Linked DNA regions of Homo sapiens: regions 1 and 2 are each linked to region 3. Evidence: chromatin loops called from intact Hi-C (ENCODE). Cell type or tissue: chondrocyte. All regions are shown on one strand. Region 1 has its middle 24 kb from the start of PNMA3. Region 2 overlaps ATP2B3 (ATPase plasma membrane Ca2+ transporting 3). Region 3 overlaps PNCK (pregnancy up-regulated nonubiquitous CaM kinase).

The links. Peaks named below come from ENCODE experiments on the same cell type or tissue, not always from the same donor. Only the 100,000 strongest peaks of a DNase experiment are listed, where the experiment ranks them.
Region 1: a loop joins it to region 3, with 6 times the contacts of the local background. A loop is called at or near these places in 16 of 110 quality-filtered maps.
Region 2: a loop joins it to region 3, with 7 times the contacts of the local background. A loop is called at or near these places in 45 of 110 quality-filtered maps.

The regions. Positions count from the first base shown.
Region 1 is chrX:153,029,869-153,034,868 of GRCh38, forward strand. It overlaps the pseudogene LOC112268308. Among named protein-coding and RNA genes, the nearest start is that of PNMA3, 24 kb to the right of the region's middle. In chondrocyte, a CTCF peak has its summit at 2,978 (motif pointing right); DNase peaks (open chromatin) are centred at 213, 1,080, 2,933, 3,211 and 2 weaker places.
Region 2 is chrX:153,536,719-153,541,718 of GRCh38, forward strand. It overlaps ATP2B3 (ATPase plasma membrane Ca2+ transporting 3), which reads left to right. Exons shown (of 22, transcript NM_001001344.3): 4 at 4,641-4,838; 5 at 4,951-5,000. Among named protein-coding and RNA genes, the nearest start is that of ATP2B3, 22 kb to the left of the region's middle. In chondrocyte, CTCF peaks have their summits at 2,925 (motif pointing right) and 3,126; no DNase peak of the experiment used is centred here.
Region 3 is chrX:153,665,503-153,670,502 of GRCh38, forward strand. It overlaps PNCK (pregnancy up-regulated nonubiquitous CaM kinase), which reads right to left. Exons shown (of 12, transcript NM_001366977.1): 11 at 4,948-5,000; 12 at 4,231-4,628. The coding sequence ends at 4,955. It also overlaps the pseudogene RN7SL687P. Among named protein-coding and RNA genes, the nearest start is that of PNCK, 5.8 kb to the right of the region's middle. RefSeq lists enhancers at 1,776-2,277, 2,278-2,777 and a silencer at 3,987-4,036. In chondrocyte, CTCF peaks have their summits at 2,570 (motif pointing left), 2,769 (motif pointing right), 3,956 (motif pointing left) and 4,159; DNase peaks (open chromatin) are centred at 339, 589, 2,159, 2,549 and 3 weaker places.

The DNA of each region.
Region 1 (5,000 bases), 640 kb before region 3:
AGGCGTTTGGAAACCGGGACCCTCGAATGACTTCCAGGCTGAAGTTCCTGACCTGAACGCAGGGGCCCTTTGCCTTCCTGGTATGCCTGGAAGGCCTGCTGCAGATGGCCCTGGAGAAGGGGGCCGTCTGCCCGGCCCTGGCCAACCACCTGTGACTGCGGTAGGTGCAGCCTCAGGCCTGCCCTGGCGAAGCACTCCAGAATACCCTGAGGGGGATGCACTGGAGAGGAGGCCGCCCTACTTCCTGGGGCTGCTTCAGCTCATCCAGGAGATGGAGGCGTGGGCGGCCTCCCCAGTGAGGAGCCAGCATGTTGTGGCCTGGCCAGTGGCCACAGTGGAAAGTGAAGATCCAGTTGCCGCCCAGGCAGCTCCTGCCTGTGGAGATGCTGCTCAGGCCTCCTCAGCCCAGGAAGACGCCAGCCAGGCTGACCCTGGCGTGGAAGATGCTGCTGAGACTGCTCCTGCCACCAAAGAGGCCGCCAGGAGCACCCCTGCCATTAGGGAAGGTGAAAATGCCCCTGCAGGCCTCGAAGGAGCCAGAGGGTCTTGTCCAGGCAGGAGGCCAGGAGGCTGAGGAGCCCCCCGACCCAAGGGGGTCTTATGTTCATACTGGAGGAGTTGGAAAATGAGGATGGGGCCAGGAAGGTTGGTCAGCCCAAATCCTCCCCAGGCAAATAGGCTCAGAGGGCCCCAGGGCCTCCTCTCCTCTCAGGCCGCAGCATCCTGGAGGCAGTGGGGAGGCCAGGCCAGGGCTGGTCCCTCATCCCACATCAGGATCGGGGCCCCCCACCTCCCTCCAAAGGGCCCTGGCCACCACCATCAGCCCTTCCCGGTGACCCAGATGACCACGTTGATACCAAATGGGGTTGGGGGAGGCACCCCTGCTTTGCACCCAGTGCTGCACCCAGCCCCAGCCCCAAACCCTGCCGTCTCTGGGGGGCTGGCCAGGAGGGAGCCCTGAGTGGCCAGCTGCGACCTGGGTGGGGGCACCTGAAGATGTCTGTCCCCCACCCCTTGTCCTGGGTTGGGAGAGACAGGGGAAAGAGGTCCTCTCAAGGGTGCCAGCTGCCTGGGTCTCCCAAGAGGGTTGCCCCATTTGCCGTCCCCGGGGCAGGCTGCCCCCTGTTCTGGGAAGCCCACCCTCACCTGTTTAGGCCCCGTAGTGACCCACGCGCCCAGCAGACGCCCACCCACTGCTAGCTGTCGTTCCTGTGCAAAGTTGTGTGTTGTGCACCCACCCGGGCGGCCGCCACTAGGCCCGGGGCATGTGCTGTGAGCTTCCTGTGAGCCCAGGTTCTGCTCACTGCTGTCTGTCCTGCATCTTAAACACCACCTCTGCTTTCCTGGTGTAGATCTAGGCCAGTGGCTGCTTGTTCTCGTGGAGCTGTGTGTGTTCTTCTCTGAGCTGCTCCTCCCCGGAGGCCCCCAGCACAGACCCAGGAGATGGCGGGAAGGAGGAACCAGGGCGCGGCCAATGCTCACCCTGTGACCACGATGGTAACCATGACTGTGGGAGGAAGAGCCGGACCCGGGACGGAGTGGGGCTGCCCTGCCTGAGGCTCCCAGGAGAGCTTTATGCTTTGGCATTCCACCCCTGTTGTTACTTGTGACTGTTTCCTCGACCTGGTGGGCTGTTCCCTGCTGTGTTTACTGGTGTCCTGTGACTGTCTGTGATGACTATAGGGCAGGGCCCTGCCCCAGCAGATGGGCTTGGGAGGGGGCTCCCTGAAGCCGGTGGACACTGCCAGAGTCCACGTCCTGGCAAGAGGCGGGCCCTGGGGCCCTCGGGAAGGAGGGAGGTAGCAGTGGGGTCGGCAGCAGGACGGGGGTAGACGAGGCGCCTTGCCAGGAACCCCAGGAGGAGGGATCCTAGGACCTGTGTCCTGTAGTGGCTGTTTGCAGTTTCTCTCTGTGTTGTGGTTCCCTTCTTTTCAGTGATTTCGGTACACGTTTCTCTTCAATAAATTTCATTCCATTTTCCAGCCGGTCTCGCCTCTGCTGTGGGAAACTAGTGGGAAAGGTCTCTTTGGGATAAAATGGAAGTTGGGGGACAACAGTGGCCTGGAATTCTGACCCTATTGTGCTCACTGGGATACGGTCAGGGCATAGTAGGCCAGCGATTGTAGAGAATGACCTAACTGCGATGGTGGTTCCAACCCAGAGTCAGTGGCTTATGAGGATGAGGAAAGAAACCAAGCTGAACATGCTGGATGGTGCCAGTTGACGGAACACTGCCGTGCGAGGGCAATGTGTGGCTTGCTCCCCAGGGCATGCATGGAGGCTCCCAGAACGAAGTGCATAAGACGTGGAAGGGCAGGCAGGGGACAGCAGGCTGGGGCGGAGGCCTGGGTTGAAGCTCTAGCATAGACATCTTTTTAACTGTTCCTCAGTTCCTCATGTTTATCCTGTGTGTGGAGCTTTCACCATCTCTTTGGAAAGACAGAAGAGATGGATAAGGAAAAGGAGTAGAACAGAGCGGCACCCCTTGCCTTCCCCAGAGTCTGGGTAGCGGGCGCAGGACGTGTCGCCTGTCCAAATGCGCAACTTTCACCAGTGTACGCTACGCGTGCGCGCCTGTGCACCTTGACGAGCACGCAGCCGTCATGAGTGCGCCTGGGCACGCCGCCATTTCCTGCAGCCGCGACAGCACGGTCGTATATTTCCGGTTGTCATTTTATTCTTTTTGAGAAATGGTCTCGCTCTGTTGCCCAGGGTGGAGTGTAGTGGCGCTGTCATAGCTCACTGCAACCCCGACCTCCTGGGCTCAAGCGATTCTCCCGCCTCAGCCTCCCGACTAGCTGGGACCACAGGCGTGCAACCACCATACCCGGAACCACAGTCACAGTCGGTCGCAGTGCCCGCTGGGAAAATGCGACCGTCCACAAAGCGAAACGGCCATCGGGGCGAGTTCGGCCTCGGCGGGGATTCTCCTGAGGTCACGCCCGCTCTGGCCGCCAGAGGACGCCCGAGGATCACGAATGGGCCCGAGGAGCTGGCTGCCCCTTCCCACGCTCAAGGTCTGCAGCCGTGGCCAGAGTGGCCTTGGGGTGACCGCGCGTGGACCGTCGCCGGCGGGAGGGAGCGCGGTCCCGCGGGGGCCGAACGGGGCTCCTGTGGCCTGAGCTTGTTTCGCAGGGAGCCCTGGCGGCCATGGCTCTGGGACACCAGACAACGGTCGTCAGGGCTGTCCAGGGTAAGGGGGTGTGGACGTGCAGACAGGGAGGGCAGCTGGACCCTCCAACCATGCTGGGCCCTTGGGCTGACCGGGGCTCGTCTGTGGGGCTCAGTGAGGAGGGACTTTGTTCCCTAGGAGTTTGATGAGGGAGCGCCATGGGGGTGGCGTCATCCTGACATCCTGCAGGGCAGTGGAGCCTTACTTTCCCTAGCCCCAGAGATCATGAAGTCTCTCTTTGTTTAAAGGTAGAAACCAAGGACAAGAGATTGGTGGGAACTGCTCTGGTTACAAAATTGCAGAACCAGACTTCTTAATTCTGGGACCCGTGCTGCTTTCATTACACTCTACCGCTTCCAGTTTGTGATGTGCTCCTTCTGTCAACAGTTAGCAAGCCTGCTGGCTCTGTTGCTCTGGCATGAGTCCAAAGGTGAAGGATGGGGGGCTGATGCATTTTGATACTCAAAATGTCTCCTAAACTGTCCAGTATGGTATACCATCTCCTGCCTCCTTGATGCTTGTGATGGCACCCCAAACAGTATATTTGGAAATCTAACATTCTTACTCCTGCCTGGACAGGCCCTCAGTATCATTCAACGAAAGCTCAATTATTACACAGGGAGTGACAGCACAGTTGTGACTTTCCCATTGTCATTTTTTTTTTTTTTGACACAGTCTTGCTCTGTTGCCCAGTCTGGTCTATGTCCACAGTATCTTCCTGGTCTGCTTATACGAAGTCAAGCAATTTCTGTGCTGGCATGGGTTCCAAGCACCTGAGAAAGCCCAATGTCATCTCTTTTCACAGTGGTTTTGTCTTTTGGCCGTACTTTATATTCCTTCTAGCATATAACCCCTTCCTGACTGAAGGCCAGGCAGAGCACGGGCCACTTTAAAGTTTAACTTTCAAGTAACTAAGATCCTCCCTTTCCCAGAGCAGCAGCAGTGCTTGGAGAAGCACCTGCCTCAGTCTTTATTCTCCCTAGAAACTGACCTTTCCTTTTCCCATTGTAACTTACCTCTGAGCAAGTTGGCAAAAAAGCCTGCATGCTCCCTTCTTTGCTGCATGAAGGAAATTCAAACCATGCAATTTCCTGTCTCCATGTGGGAATTCTCATCTTGGCCCCCCACTTCTAACCTCAGTGAAAACCTAGGCCACTCTCCTTCCTTTGCTTCCAGAAGCCATTTTGGAATTGCTGGAGATGACTGCTCCCCTCTCCTGAAAACCCTCAATTACATAAGTAGTGAAACTTTTCTTGTCCTCTTGGTGTGTATGTGGTGTCATCAGTCTTAACATCCTAGCCAATTTTTGAGTGGGGATCTATCTGCCTCTGAAGGTGACCTTAAAAACAATTTTGCAGGAGGCATAATGGAGGTTAGAGCCACTTTAAAGACCTCTAGGATGTATTAACAGGTATGGTGGTCCCCATCATATCTCCATTTTATCCGCCAGTTCTGTCCCCTGTAGAAATTGGATGAATTCTGGAGAATGAGTGTACACTACCTCATGCTTTATCAAGTAGTAATCCCAGTTGCAGATGCTGTGTACCAGACACAGTATCATTGCTCAAATAGATTTATAAGGCCTTAGGTGCATAGTATGTGGCCATTGGTTTGATGAAGGCATTCCTTTCCATTTCAGCTGGTCAAGGAAAGAGGATAAGAAGCTGCTGTGGTTTGAATGTTTGTCCCCTCCTAAACCTATTGTTGTGGGAAATTGAGGACTGGAGAGACCAATATGGAGAACAGGAGGATTGTTTATTTTAGCTACACACCAGCTTAGTGGATTTGTATTCAAGAAGCTGAGCATTAAATAAAGACAGAGCAGGGT
Region 2 (5,000 bases), 130 kb before region 3:
GGAATGGGCCCCAAACAGAAACCCTTCCGAGGAACAGGGCAGGGCAGGGCAGGGAGGAGGAAGACAGCCCCATCTGTATATTTGGGGATTTCCGGTGTGCTCAACCCTGTGTTCACTTAAGGGGGATCAGAACAGGAGGAAGGGATGCAGGGTGCAAGCCTTCGGAGTTTCGGGTGACCGGGGCCTCTCCTGGGAAGAGAGAGGATGGCCTGGGGATGGCACAAGCCATTTGGGTCTGGCAGGAAGGGGTGACCGAAGCTGGGTCACGGGAGGCCCAGAGTGCTGATCAGAGGTGGCACTGACTGGCCACAGGCTGTCCCAAAGAGGCACAAGCCCAGGGTAGTGTCGGTCTCACTGCTGAGGGAGGCTCTAGAAAGCCCGGTGAGCACTGTCTAGAAAGATCTGGGGCGGAGGCCTGACTATCCCTGTGGGAGGCAATGTTCCACCCGGCCTTGTGAGGCCTGCCCAGCCCTGGTTGCTGCGGTCTGCCATGAAGCGGGGACCCCCAGGAGCCAGGCCCAGCCCCAGATTCCAGGAGCCACAGCATTCTCTGGCGCTGCGTGCCTGGCAGGGCTGCTGGGGCTATCCCAGCCTAGTGCCAGGCCTGTTCCCCAGCCAGTGCGGGCTGATTTGATCTGCTGCCCATCTGGGCAACGCCTGGGCCCACCCATCTCCTCTGCTCCCAGCCGTGAGGCTCCTTGGCACCTCCAGCCTCCCGCTCTGCCCTCACCCTCAACCCAGAGACTGTTCTCTTGTGGCTCCGGCCTCGGCCCCGTCTGTCTGCAGGTGGCACTCAGGCTGCAGGGAGGAGTGAAGATGGAGGAGGGGGGCTGCGGGCCAGGTCAGGAACTCCAGGGTCTGCCTGGGTCTCCCTAGCTTTGTGCCCTGGAGCTGATGCGCCCGTGACACCCGGCCTCGCCGCCGCACACGCCCTCACGGTGCAGCTGCTGCTGGGGCTGATGCCTTGGCTCTGCTCCCGAGCATCTCTTGCCTTCCCTCCTCCTTGCCCAGCCCCCGAGGAGGCTGTGGAGGGCCATTTATCCACAAGAGCTCTGGCCTCTCCCAGATCAAAGGAAGCAGATGGGCCTCAGCTGTCTGCTCTTCCCCTGTCTGCCAGGCCTTGTTAAATATTTAAAATGTCAAGGCCCCTGGGAACCTGCCCGATTCTGCCATGGAGCTCAGGAGCTCTTGCGTGCCTGTGGAGGCAGGGGCACGGAGAAGGGCAGGTGCACAGGTGGGTGGCTTGGCCTCTGACGGGCTTCCAAGCACCTGGGTCCCCAAGGCCACAGTGCAGGGAGCCGGCCAGGCCTGGATCTGCTGCCCACAGAATGAGCAGCAGAGGACCGGCCCCTCCCCTCTTCAACCCTCAAGGTCCTCGGGCTGGAGCTGTCGGGCTTGAGCTGTCTGGGTGCCAGGAGCGGGTGACTCGCTCCCCGCATCCCCTAGCCCGGCCGTGCACCCGGACCCTGGTGCTCAGACCTGCCTGCCCCTCAGTCCTCCTCAGACACAAGGGCCTGAGCCACGGGGGCAGCTGGCTTTGTTGTGCCCCAAGCCCCATGCCAATCCCCTGACAAGGTGGGCAGACGTGGGGCTGCCCAGGAGGCAGGCACTCCCCCGTGGGGCAGGTGCTTTATGGCGCATAGTGCATTGCGGGAAGGGGACTTTATCTTCTGGCGGTACACTCATCAATCCACTGCCCTCCCTGTCTTGGGAGCACTCCAAGAGGATTCCAGAACCCATCCTGGAAACCGCGCTGCTGTTGTCAGGAAACCTGGGTCTCAGGCTGAACTCAGAGGTGGGTTCGCCCGGGAACCTGGCCCCGCCCAGTGCCCCTCTGGGCTCCACAGGCAGTTCTGGAAAGGAGGGGGCGGATTCGCTGGGAGCCGACACGAGATGCTCCTAATCCAATTCTGATGGCATCTGGCCTCTGCTCCGGGCAGGCCGCCCATCTGTGTCCATGCCAACCGGCCAGCCCCTGCCCCCATGCCCTGGACCTGGACTGCCCTCGGGCCTGCTGGGGAAGCATGTGCTCAGAGCCAGAGGGGCCGCAGCTGTGTTCCTCCTCCCCGTCAATGGGTGCTGCAGTGGGGCAGCCGTCGGGACCCCGAGCCCACAGGAAGGCTAAGGAGAAACGAGCAAGGCTACAGCTGCAAGGGCAGGTCAAGGCCAAGGGAGAGGCTGGCGAGGGCGAGGGAGCTCCTGGGGAATGGGCCAGGGGTCCCGGCTGCTCTCAGGGACAAACTGGGCATGTGAGGAGGGGCAGGCAGGAGAGAGACTCGCATGGAGGCTCCAGGCTAAGGGCAGTGGAGACCCCAGGTGTCTGGGGAGCCCTCCCCTGCTCCTCTCCCTCCGCAGAAGCCCCACGGTTAGCACGTGCTTCTTCTTAAGTCACTTGGGGGGTCTTGTACTCCCTAGTACTGTCCCCACCTGGCTTAGCTCCTGTAATTCCAGGAGACAGTCCCAGTCCAGAGCGAGGTGCACACCCCTCAGTTGGGTCCCTGGTCCCCAGCCCCCTCCCCACCACCCAGGAGCTGAGGTCGTGCGTTAACCCCAGGCTCCCGATTGGGGCAGGCTCGGGCCTCAGCAAGAGGCCTTTGGCTCCTGAAGAAACCTGAGCCAGGGGCAGAGAGGCACGGACAGCTGCGGCTCTTCTGGGTGGGGAGGACGCCATGTGGCCGTCGCCTAGCTGGGGTGAATGAGCCACGGTTGTGCGGGCGGCAGCTTCTGTTCCACTGCGGCCAGGGCTACCCCTGCCCCTCCTCAGAAGCCCCAAGGTTAGCATGCGCCTGTTCTCCAGTCATCTGGAGGGTCTTGTGTGCCTTCCCAGACCCACTGTGAGTGCCCCATGGGCTGGGGCTGGGCTCTCTGGTCATCCCGTCCCTGCAGCAGATGGCAGGCGTGAGCCCAGCTGCCCAGGGCTGGGAGCTGCAAGCTGCTGTCTGTCCACCAGGTGTCAGTGTGGGTCTGGTCACGGCCGCGACAGCACTGGGCGCCGGGTGAGCGCCCGGGAGGGCTCCTCGGGATCAGCCGGGGCTGAGAATCCTGGGGCCAAGGGTGGGGCCAGAGGAGGGTGTCATCCCACATGCCTGCCCCGGTAGAAGGTGGCTGAGTGGGTGTCCAGGCCCGGATGCCAGTCACGCACGTAAGCTTCCAGTACCTTCAGGCCAAGGAAGACTGAGAAGTAAGCGTCCTCAAGGATGACAAGTGACAGAATTGGATAGGGACAGGTGGCTCTGATTGTGAAGGCAAAGCCAATTTGGGGGCTTCTGAGTGGCTTTGGGTGTCATTCAAGTCGCCATGTAGACAAGCTGTGAGCCCTGGCTGAGGGATCAAAGTTGGTGCTGGAGTTGCATTAGAACCAAGGCTGCTGGGTCCTGAGGGCCCTGTGCTCACCGGGTCCTGTCGGGCAGCGTAGGTTCTGTCCTGACCTGGGCCACAGGCCAGAGCTCTGACTCATGGTTACAGGGCCCTCTCCACCTCCGGCCTCAGTGGCCTTGTCTGCACCCTGCAGAGAGCAGCTGATGAGCAGCCCAGGGTGGGCAGTGTCTCCCCGACCCCTGCGAGGCCATGCAGCCCAGAAAAGGCTTGAAGACTTCCCAGTCCCCTCCCTCAGCACCGTGACTCCGGTTTGGCTTCTCCCCGCCTGTTCCCCACCAGGAACCCACTCCCATTCCCGTGCCTCTCTCTCTCCTCGCGTGACACCGTTCTTCTTCTTTGGGTCTCTGGACCCAAGAACTTGCATCTCCCATTAGCTCTCATGCTCCCTCCCCACTGCTTCTTCCCCGAGAAACTTCTGGAAAGTAAGCCTCCGCTCCCTGTTGCCAGCAGCCACAGGCACCCTGGAGACTGCTGATTCCTCGGCACTGGCCGTGCTCATGCCCCAATCCCTCGGGCCCTGCCCACCCTCTTTGCAGGCTGTCCCTGCCCCCACAGGTTGGGCTGTGTGACACTGCCAGTCTTTGGGACCGGCTGGCCCCATCTTACAGAGCTGGGGAGGGGGGTGTTGGTGACAAGCCTGCTCAGGGAATTCATAGGCTGGGAGCTAGAGAGGTGTTTCCTGACAGGCACAGAGCCCTGGCCTAGTCTTTGGCATCTGGTGCCATCCCAGCCTCCCCTGATTGGTGGCCCTCCCCATGTCTCCACTAAAGTCCCCTGGACACTCGCTCTCCTCCCCAGGGGACCATTGGCTATACTCTTCTGTCCTGTCTCCTAGCAACCCTTGTTGACCTGGACATACCCTGCTGGGTCCCCTCTGTGCCCCCTTGTTGGGTCCTGTCCCCTGCCTTCCAGTGCCCCCTCAGCGGTAGTGTGGAGGTGGCCAGGAAAGCACAGGGACCTGGGACCCGCTGGAGTCCAGGAGCCTCCTGGCCTGTTTTGTCATCTGTGTGTCAGGAGGAGGATGGCTAGGGACTCCCCATGACAGCAGCCAGAGAGCCGCATGCTCACTCCCACGTGCACACCCCCAGCAGTCTGCAGAAAGGCTCCTGTCTAGAGGGAGAGCCAGGCGCTGGCCAGACGGCCCCAGAGGGCTGCTGCCACCCCAGGAGCAGTCAGTCAGGGCCACATAGGAGGCCTGGGACACACAAGGCCGACCCGTCCCATCCCATCCTCCCCTTCTGTGCTTCCGGGGCACCATGCAGGCCTGGCGGACAACACCAATGACCTGGAGAAGCGCAGGCAGATCTACGGGCAGAACTTCATCCCCCCAAAGCAACCCAAGACCTTCCTGCAGCTGGTGTGGGAGGCCCTGCAGGACGTGACCCTCATCATCCTGGAGGTGGCTGCCATCGTCTCTCTGGGCCTCTCGTTCTATGCGCCGCCAGGAGAGGAGAGTGAAGGTAAGGCCCGGGGGCCTGGGCTGGAAGGAGGAAGAGGAATGGGGCTTGAGATGAGGGACGGTCACAGGATGGTGATGTCTCCTCCACTGCTTCCCTTCTGTCCTCCGCACAGCCTGTGGGAATGTGTCGGGAGGCGCAGAAGATGAGGGCGAGGCCGAAGCT
Region 3 (5,000 bases):
TCTATTTCTCAAAAGGGGGCAGATAATAGGGTTGAAAAATATTGAAAAATTATCTTAAAGCAAAAATCAGATCCTGTCACTTGTTCTGTTTAAAACGTCCGTGGCTCCCAGTGCCCTCTTGAGAAAGTTCACTTTCCAGGCTGATCTCTACCCACCTCCTCTCACAACCTCCCTCAACCAGACGGGATTCTTTGTTATTTCTGAAACATTCCATACTTCTTATCTTGCCCACCTGGTGTTGGGGCTAGTGATAGGGATCCGTGGATGAAGCTGGGGTGGGGTGGAGAACATGGTTGCCACATGCCCAGACAGTGCCTGGCAGGAAGAAACATGTGGCTTATAGTGCCAACTCAGCCACCGCCTGGCCAGGGGGCCCGACTTGGTCACTTCGTCTCTTCAACAGACCTGTTGCTCTCCCGGGTTCCCTGGCAGCATCCTCAACTCCCTCACAACCCCCCCACCACCCCCATTGAGTCGATGACCAAGCTCCATCTTTCCAGTAGTCCCACATCTCTTGCCTTGTTCTCCACATGGTTCAGGCTTGTCTCCCAGCCACCAGCCCTGCCCTGCCCCACTTCCAGGCCATCGCTCACACCGAACTCCAAAGGGATCTTTGTAGGGCCCAGCTCCCATGCCCCATTTCCACCACTGTGCAAAGACCTCCCTGGTTCCCACTTAACAGGACATAAAATTGAGGCACAGAGGAGCTTAAAGGCAACACAAGCCAGGTGGCATGGTGGCTCACACCTGTAGTCCTAGCTACTCGGGAGGTTGGGGATGACTTGAGCCCAGGAGTTCTGGGCTGTAGTGTGCTATGTCCATCAGGTGTCCGTACTAAGTTCAGCATCAATATTCTGGGAGCAGAGGACCACTAGGTTGCCTGCGGAGGGGTGAAACAGCCCAGGTCGGAAACGGAGTAGGTCAAAACTCGTGTGCTGATCAGTAGTAGGATCACACTTGTGAAGTGAATAGCCACTGCACTCCAGCCTGGGCAACACAGTGAGACCTCATCTCGTAAAAAAAAAAAAAAAAATGGCAACACAAACCATCTGCAAGACCCCAACTCAAATCCAGCGTGGGTTCCCCCAGCCCAGGGTTCTCTTTCCTTCAGACACACAGAGTTTGCATTCACAAAGAGAAGTGGGGAAAGAATGCCGCCTTGTTTTCTTCAATTCCCCACACAATCATGTCCCAAGCAAGACCTCGCTTGCATGGATGCAAGCAAGAGGATGCAGTGGCAGAGTGTGGGTTCAAATCCTCACTGTGCCACAAGCTGTATGGCTTTGGCTCACTTAGCCTCTGTATGCCTCAGTTTCTCCATATGTGAAGTGGGGATGATGATCATGATAGCAGCTATCTCACAGGTGAGGTTCAAGTTAATACATGGAAAGCTCTTCAATAAAGAGTCGTTACTAGCATGCTTTTTTTTTTTTTTTTTTTTTGTAAAGGTGGGTTCTCGCCATCTTACCCAGGCTAGTCTCGAACTCCTGGGCTCGAGGGATCAGTGTTCTTTTTATTAAAAGGAATAAGCCTTCCAGAAATACCAGATACAATGCTAGATACATATTTGCAAAGAGAAGGGTGAAAAGTAAGTCTACTTTCATGCCCGTCAGGCACCTCGAACTCACCACATCCAGAATCAATCTCATTACTCCTCCCCCAAAGTAATGCCCGTTGAACTCTTCTTGATGAATGTTCTGCTGCCAGAAACATGATCTACCTGGATCCCCCCGCTTCATTCCCCACCTGCAACCCATCACCAAGACCTGTCCACATGACTCCCAAAGAGCTCCTAGGACCACCTCCGTGTCTCCCTGTCCCTAGGGTGGACCCACAGGTTGAGCTTCCCTTGAAACTCCGCTACCCACAGGTTTGCTTCAAGATAGAGCACGTGACCCACCCTGTGTGGCCCAGAACAGCAGAGACAGCTTCCTTTTGTGATGCCCACCAGGGTTCCCCTGACCCTCAATTCTGGTCTGGTTCCAGACACCCCAATTCCTAGCAGCCGGCCCCGGCTCAGCACCTAACCCACACTGGGCAAGGATGCTCTCTGGCTACAAACCCCTTCGATGGCTCCCCACTGCTCCTAGACTACAGCTCCAGCTCCTTCCCCTGCCAGGCTTGGTCTGGCCCGTTCCTCTTGCTGCCAGCCTCAGCACCAGCCCTGAGCCTGAGAAGCCCTCACAGTGTCCAGCACAGCTCCCTTGCCATCACTTCACACACACACACCACCTTTTGCCTTTGGCTAAACCAGTCCTTTCTCTCTCCCAGGCTGCCATCCCACTGCCTAGGTGACCCAAACTGCCTTCCTCATATGCGGTCTCGGAGGGATGAAGGAGGGGTGCCGCCTCTGCTTGACCTGGGGGTTCCCCCTCTCGCCCCTATCACAGATGGGCAGGACCTCTCCCCCAAGGTTGGACTTCCCCAAGGCAGGATTTGCAGGGTGTGGGGTAGGGGCAGTCGCGGAGAGGAATGGATTTGAGAGGCTGCCCAGGGTGCTGAAGGAACTAGGGAGGCTAATGGACGTCTAAAGATGGGGCCGTGGCTCCCCCTGCTGACGGGAGGCCATATTGCACCCTGTGTCAAGGCAGCCCAGAGCTGGCTTAAGCTCCAAGCCGAAGCGATCTGGCCACGTGCCTGGACTGGAAGAGCTGGCTGTTCTGAGCGAGTGCCGGTTTCTTCTGTAAGGCTGGCTCTGGCACTCCTGCTCATTGCTCCCAGACCCACAAAGATCATTTTTATCATCCCCGTAAAACCACCCCTCCAATAGAGGGCGTCCTCCTGGAGGGCAGGCGCCTCTTCTGATAGGCCCAGGTCAGTGCCCAGCACCTGGCCCAGAGTAGAGGCTCAGTCAACATCTGACCAAAACAACAGCAAGTAGGTATCGTGGGAGTCCAGTGTGAACAACAGAGAAGATGGGAAGGGGGGCCCACAGCAGGGGTGCCCACAGGCAACAAGGCCCCACGTAGGGGTGAGGGCAGGTGGGACAGGTCTTGGAGGCGAGGAAGCCGTGGTACTGGCTGACTGAGGTCCCCTGTGGGGCCCAAAGCCTGGAGCGAAGGATGGCCTGGGAGCGGCTGTGGGGATGGAGGAGGAGGCTGCCCACCCACCTCCAGCCTGCTCTCCCTGGTGGAAGCCAGGTCCCCTGGCTCCAACCCTGAACCCCACTCCAGCCTTCACCCACAAGACCCAGGCCAGCCTTGGTTTGAGCCTCACCGCCTCCCTTTGGGGCCCAAAGTTCAACAAGGAGAGTGATCTTCTCTACCATTCTCGCCAGTCAAGCCATGGGTCATCAGGCTTACACTCTGAGGGCTGGCAGGGAGCAAGGGTCTCAGAGTGGAGGGAGGGGTGGCCAGCTTGCCTGGAACTCTCGCTGGGGCCAAGAAGTGGCTCTAGGGGTCTTCCCCTGATGGGCCCAAGAGAAAGGCCTAGAGGGGCCAGCAGAGCTTTGGGACCCAGCAAGGCAGGGCTCTGGAGCCCTGGCCCCTCCAAAATGGAGGTTGGTGGGGCTGGGGCCACTCAGACCAGAGGACAGGCCACGGCTCTCCACTTCAGAAGCCACCGCCAAGCTGCCACTGCTCCCAGAGCCCCAGCTGCCAGCCCAGGTCTACCCCAGCCTGGAGCCTGAGGGTTCCAAAGCCCCCGCACAGCAGAGGGGAAGAGGGCCCTGTGTCGCCCTCTCCTGGACAAGGAGCTCCTCTCACCCCCTGACCCTGGGGTCCCCTACTCTTCTGCTCGACAAGATGGCCTCTGGCCATCAAGAAAGGGAAGGGAGGGAGGGATGGAAGGTGACAGTCCTGGGCTCTGGTCGCCCTCCATGCACCTGTGAGCCCTTCCCAGTCCCAGGCACCTGGCTGAGGCACCCCAGGCCCGGCCCTGCATGGCAGGGGCACTGGAGCACATCCCTGGGGGTCTGGAGCCAGCACTCAGCCTCCTGACTGCGCCCCCTGCTGGCAGCCCAGCAGGCGTGCGCTGCCTCCACTTTGTCCCAGGACCCCAAGGCTGGGCAGTTACACCTCTGGGGTGGCAGAGCTGCCCGGCCACGCTGCCACTTGTTGGTGCTTTGGGGGGAGGGGACAGGAAGTTTTTGGACAGTTGGAAACTTGTCTGGGGAAGCAGAGGTTCAGGTGGCAGTGGGCGAAGCCGTGTGGCAGGCTCTCATTGGTTTCCTTCCCACAAGTGACCAGGTCCCCTCCACACTCGCCGCACCCCCAGGTCACCACTGGCCCATTGCTGTATCTTTCTTTATTGGTTTGGGGAAAACTGGAGGGGGCTGGAAGGCCATGACCATGACACAAGCAGGACCACCCACACTCAGCGAAGCACACAACAGCCGTGCAGGAAAGACAGCCCCTGAGGCCCGCCTGCCAGCACCCCCTCGGCTTTTGGCGGGGCGGGGGGGGCAGGGGCGGGAGAGGCAACAGGGGAGGGGAGCCACTGCCCCCAGGCAGGGCAGAGCCTGGGGACAGACTTGGGGGTGCCCCATTCCAACCCCAGCGCCATGCGCCACACCCTCAAATCTCAAAATCCAGCAGAGGCCAGCCCCAGGGGGAGGGGTTGGGGGAGGGGACCGAAAGCATCCAAGGGAAGGAAATCTGGGGGTCAGTCCACTTGGCCTCGGCATCTGCCTGAGAGGGAGAAGCAGAGGGAAAGGGGGTAGTCAGGAGCCGGCCTGCCAGCCCTGTGCCCCCACCCCCCGCCTCGGTCAAATCCCGGACTTCTTAGAGGCCCTCTCCCCCTGCACCCCCTTGCCCAATGTCAAGCACCCACTGGCCCTCCCTGTCCTTCCACCTCTCCTGGGGCCCTGGCTCCTCCCTCTGCTCTCTGCCTTCAGTCCTCTGGCCTGTGGGGGCCACCCCACTTAGCTCTTGGCCACATGGAGCGCCACCACCCTCTAAGCTCTCCAAGGAGCCAGCTCCTGGGCGTGCAGGGTCCACCCAAACACACCTGGGCATCACCACTTGGGGGGCTGGCCAGCACGGAGGCCTGAGTGGCTGTGG